2 separate regions of the Homo sapiens genome follow, and region 2 is linked to region 1. A link is an interaction called in ENCODE POLR2A ChIA-PET data of the cell type or tissue named here. Cell type or tissue: IMR-90. All regions are shown on one strand.

Region 1 (2,500 bases):
CGTTTGACAGCATCCCTGGCCTCTACACACCAGATGCCAATAAATCCCCACTAATTGTGACAACCAGAAATATTTCCTAGACATGGCCAGATGTTTCTAGGGGGTCAGAATCACCCCCCATTGAGAACCACAGTCATAACCCAATGAAGTAGGTACACCGAGCACTAAAAGGACTTATCCACGTCAAAGAGCCAGCAATGGTGGCTCTGGGACACAGGCTGGCTGGCTACTACATTGCAAAAGCTGCCCCTTCCCTTGCCTCCCCGACCCATCTCCCCAGGGCCTACCGCCAGCTGCAGGTCACGGCTGCGAAGTACAGCCGAGTTCTTCTCCTCACTGAGCTGTGCCAGGCGCATGGCGATCATGTAGTTCTCATCCTTGAGCCGCAGCAGCTCCAGGCTGCCCGCCTCCCAGTCCTCCCGCAGCCGTTGACAGCGCTCCTGAGCCTGCTGCTGGTCCCGCAGCCGCTGCTCCAGCCCTGCCCGCTCCTCCTCGAGCACCCGGCCCCGGGCCTGCAGTTGCTGCTCCCGCTGCAGCTGGCTCTTGCGAGCTTCCCGCAGCCGTCGCACCTCTGTCATCAAGAATTGGGTCAGGCCCTCAGGCCCCTCCTCATCTGCCAGGACAGAACAGGGGACAGAATAGGCAGCTCAGGCAAGTAAAATCCAGGAGATAACATACTGTGTCAAAAAACTCAAACCATAAAAACACTAGAGGGAAATTCTGGAATATATTTGTAGAATTGGGAGCAGGGGAGGTCTTCCTAAACAACACACAAAATCCAGGAGTTATAAGAGAAAAAAGATGGACAAATCCATATAAAAATGTTTAAACCTTTGAAAAATGAAAGATGTAACAAAGTTAATAAGCAACAGAGTGGGAGAAAATATAACAAGAACTCAGAGCCGTAATATATAAAGAGCTCCTACAAATCAATAAGATCAACAACCAAATAAAAATATGGACAAAAACTATCAATAGGCAAGTCCCAAAATAAAAATAGTTAATAAATACAGGAAAATATGCACCAACCTATCAACAATAATTACAGTAGCTACTAATATTTGTTAACTTCATTCTTTGTGCTAGATATATCTTAATCTTTATGACAACACTGTAAGGTAGGTACTATTATTGTACCCATCTTAAAGACAGAAAAACTGAAGCACAGAGCAGTTATTTACCCAAGGTTTAATAACTAGTAACCTGTGAACTGTATCACTCAATGAAATATAAACTTAAAACAATAACATTATTTTTTACATATCAGAATGGTAAAAACGTTTAAACATGATCCCCAGGATTCAAATGGGCCCTTACACATTCCTGGTAGGAGGTATGTTGATTTAACAGTTAAAATACACAGACTCTTTGAGAAATTCTTCTCAGAACCTCTTCGCCTGAGACACATTTGCACAAAGACGCACATACAAGGATGTTCCCGTATCGTTGTAATAATACAAAACTGGAAACCTAGGTATCCATCAACTGGAAATGGGTTAAATGAATTATGTCCTAACTTCACTAATGAACAGTATGCAGTCACTTAAAACAAGTGTATGTAACAGAGGTGAAAGAATCACTAAAATCAGTTGTTCTAAGAAAAAGCAAAATACACACGTAGGCGTGTGTGCGTGTGTGTATGTGTTTGTGTTTTTTATATAAAAAAATTCAGCTAGGCGCAGTGGCTCACGCCTGTAATCCCAGCACTCTGGGAGGCCGAGGCAGGCGGATCACAAGGTCAGGAAATCAAGACCATCCTGGCCAACATGATGAAACCCCATCTCTATTAAAAATAAAAATACAAAAATTAGCAGGGCGTGGTGGCCCATGCCTGTAATCCCAGCTACTCGGGAGGCTGAGGCAGGAGAATCGCTTGAACCTGGGAGGCGGAGGTTGCAGTGAGCTGAGATCGCGCCACTGCACTCCAGCCTGGTGACAGAGCAAGACACTGTCTCAAAAAAAAAAAAATTCAAAGTCACCTGGAGCCTCTGTATTTTTTTACATAAAAAACTATACATCTGTGTATGTCAGACATATGTCTGAAAACAGTATCACGAAGAAAGAGCCATCTTAAGCATGTGGCTCTGAACTTGGAATAACGGCACTAGCACCCAGCCCCACCCTCAGCCTACCGTGGGGCCCTGGGCAAGCCCCTTCAGCCTCTCCATGCCTCAGTTTCCCTTACTGTTCAACAGGCATAGTGGGAGCGCCTCCCTAACAGGGATGGGGAAAGGAGCCTGTGCACTGGAGTCCGAGGTGCCAGCATCCACCGCAGATCCACTCACCGAGGATCATGGAGCAGCGCTGGGCGGGTTCCTGGCCCGTGAGCAGCGTGAAGTGTTCGGGGTAGTAGAACTCCAGGGCTTCCAGGAAGGCCTCATAGCCCCTCTTGCCACGGCAGCGCAAGATGTCCATCAGGCGCCCTACAGAGTAGTGGGGGGATGTACCCAGGGTCTAGGGGAAGGCCTCCCCAGGTGCCTGGTTGCTTCTGCCCCCACCA
Region 2 (2,500 bases), 1.1 Mb before region 1:
TGCAAGTGCTGAGGACGTAATGCCCTTTGGGAGCAGCTCTCAACTTAGCCTGTGCTCGCTCAACGCTTGGGCAAATAACTGGGAGGTCCCGTTCACTAGGTAGATAGCTCCTGCTTCCCTTCTCTGTCTCACTCACCCACTCCCTTATCTAAGTTGCCTGGGATCACAGTCCAAATCAACCACATGTACTCAAATTTTTGTCTCTGATCTGCTTCTGCTTCAAACCAAGTTAGGATCCCCAAATGCAAAACAAGTACCAGCTATGGTCCCAGGAGGCAGGCGGGTCAGTGAGGGCTGAGCTGTGCAAGGCGGGTCAGTGAGGGCTGAGCTGTGCAGGGGCCTTCCCCAGGGGTGGGCCTGCACATGGGCCTTGAGCAATAGATTACTTTATTATTTATTTGTTTATTTATTTTTATTTATTTATTTATTGAGATGGAGTTTTGCTCTTGTTGCCCAGGCTGAAGTGCAATGCTGCGATCTTGGCTCACTGCAACCTCCACCTCCCGGAGTCAGACAATTCTCCTGCCTCAGTCTCCCAAGTAGGTGGGATTACAGGCGTGTGCCAGCACACTCAGCTAATTTTGTATTTTTAGTAGAGACAAGGTTTCACCATGTTGGTCATGGCTGGTCTTGAACTCCTGACCTCAGGTGATCCACCCGCCTCGGCCTCCCAAAGTGCTGGGATTACAGCCGTAAGCCACAGTGTCTGGCCTCAATAGGATACTTTAACAAGGAAAGGATTGACCAAAACATGGTTAGGTTGGGCGAGTAGGGTGGGGAAGGAAGGGACTAAACAGAAAAGCCCAACTAGAGAGGGAAGCTCATGAGCTGAGACACCCGGTGGTGGGACCCTGACTTGACAGTGCTCTGTCCCATCCTCCATGGTGACCAGGTTGCTCAGTTGCAGTGCTCTCCATATCTTCCCTTTTCACCCAAGACTATGTTCCTCTTTTGACCAAGAAAGTAGCCCAAAAGGGATTGTGGTCACTTTCTTATCAGGCCTGTGGTGGAGGCAGAGGATACACGTCAGGCCTTTCCCAGGCCCACGGCCCCAAGCAACTCCTCCAAGGATGACATCCCGGCTCTGCCAGGGCCACTGCAGGACACCTTCCAAACTCTGAGCCGGACGAGGGAAGGAGCTCCATGCAGTGTCCTGCGATTCAGGCCCGATGCACAGTGGGCAGCCTGTTCCTAGGGAGTGGGCACTGGGAAGGGAGTCCAGCTGCTGACTTACGGCATGGCCTCACCCAAGAGTCTTTATCCTGAACTTCTTCAGAATTTCCTCCTGAATTTCTTCAACAACATCCACACATCAAGATCATGGGACAGGATATGTGAAAGAGCTTCATGAACCACAAACCATAAACAATCGTGCAATTCAGCTGCAAGTTATTATTCCAAAGGCTTCTGGGGGGCAAAGCCCTGTCCTTATTCCACATTGTGTCCCAGAGCCTGGCACAGGGCCTGATGAATGGCAGGAGCTCAGGCTTTGCTTGTTGAATGAATGAATGAATGAGGGAATGAATGACAGAGTGGATATGTCATCCAGTTTGACAATTCAATCCAACCAACTATCGCTGAGGGCCTACTATGTGCAGGAGCTGGGCTGGGCACTGAGGAAAATCACAAATAACAGATGGGGTTTTTTTTTTTTTTTTTTTGAGACGGAGTTTCACTCTTGTTGCCCAGGCTGGAGTGCAGTGACGCGATCTTGGCTCACCGCAACCTCCGCCTCCTGGGTTCAAGTGATTCTCCTGCCTCAGCCTCCCCAGTAGCTGGGATTACAGGCTCCTACCACCATCCCTGGATAATTTTTGTATTTTTAGTAGAGATGAGGTTTCTCCATGTTGGCCAGGCTGGTCTTGAACTCCTGACCTCAGGTGATCCACCCGCCTCAGCCTCCCAAAGTGCTGGGATACAGGTGTGAGTCATCGTGCCCTGCTTAAATTTCAGTTTCTTTAAGCCAACTGAGTCAAGTTTCTGTCATTTGCAAAAGATAAAGTCCTGATTAACACACTTAAGTTTACGGATGTAATTCAGTAACACCCCTTCTCAGGGATGCCTACCCTGAACACCACGTGGCTCCTCCCTGCTCCAGCACTCTCTCCTCCTACCATTTGGTTTTATCCTCTGCTTGTTGTTCCTTAGCATCTTGCGTGTGAATTGTGCCACTCCAATAAGATTTGAGGCACTGTTTAAAAACTTTGTTTTTGGCCATGTGCAGTGGTTCACGCCTGTAAACTCAGCGCATTGGGAGGCCAAAGTAGCAGGATCCCTTCAACCCAGGAGTTTGATACCAGCCTGGGCAACATGGCGAGACCCTGTCTCTACAAAAATAATAATAATAAAAAAAAATTAGCTGGGTATGGTGGAGCACGCCTGTGGTCCCAGCTATTCAGGAAGTTGAGGTGGGAGAATTGCTTCAGCCCAGGAGGTTGAGGCTAGGCTACAGTGAGCTATGATCACACCACTGCACTCCAGCCTGGGGGACAGAGCAAGA

Evidence for each region. ChIA-PET counts read pairs that join two places held together with the same protein. Peaks named below come from ENCODE experiments on the same cell type or tissue, not always from the same donor. Only the 100,000 strongest peaks of a DNase experiment are listed, where the experiment ranks them.
Region 2: POLR2A ChIA-PET joins it to region 1 with 5 read pairs; 1 of 35 experiments calls an interaction of 5 or more read pairs at or near these places.

What each region holds. Positions count from the first base shown.
Region 1 is chr22:37,515,686-37,518,185 of GRCh38, forward strand. CARD10 (caspase recruitment domain family member 10) reads right to left here. Exons shown (of 20, transcript NM_014550.4): 2 at 2,286-2,423; 3 at 288-613. Among named protein-coding and RNA genes, the nearest start is that of CARD10, 2.5 kb to the right of the region's middle. In IMR-90, no CTCF peak of the experiment used is centred here; no DNase peak of the experiment used is centred here.
Region 2 is chr22:36,422,672-36,425,171 of GRCh38, forward strand. No RefSeq gene overlaps it. Among named protein-coding and RNA genes, the nearest start is that of MYH9-DT, 35 kb to the left of the region's middle. In IMR-90, no CTCF peak of the experiment used is centred here; a DNase peak (open chromatin) is centred at 1,350; H3K27ac peaks cover 670 bases.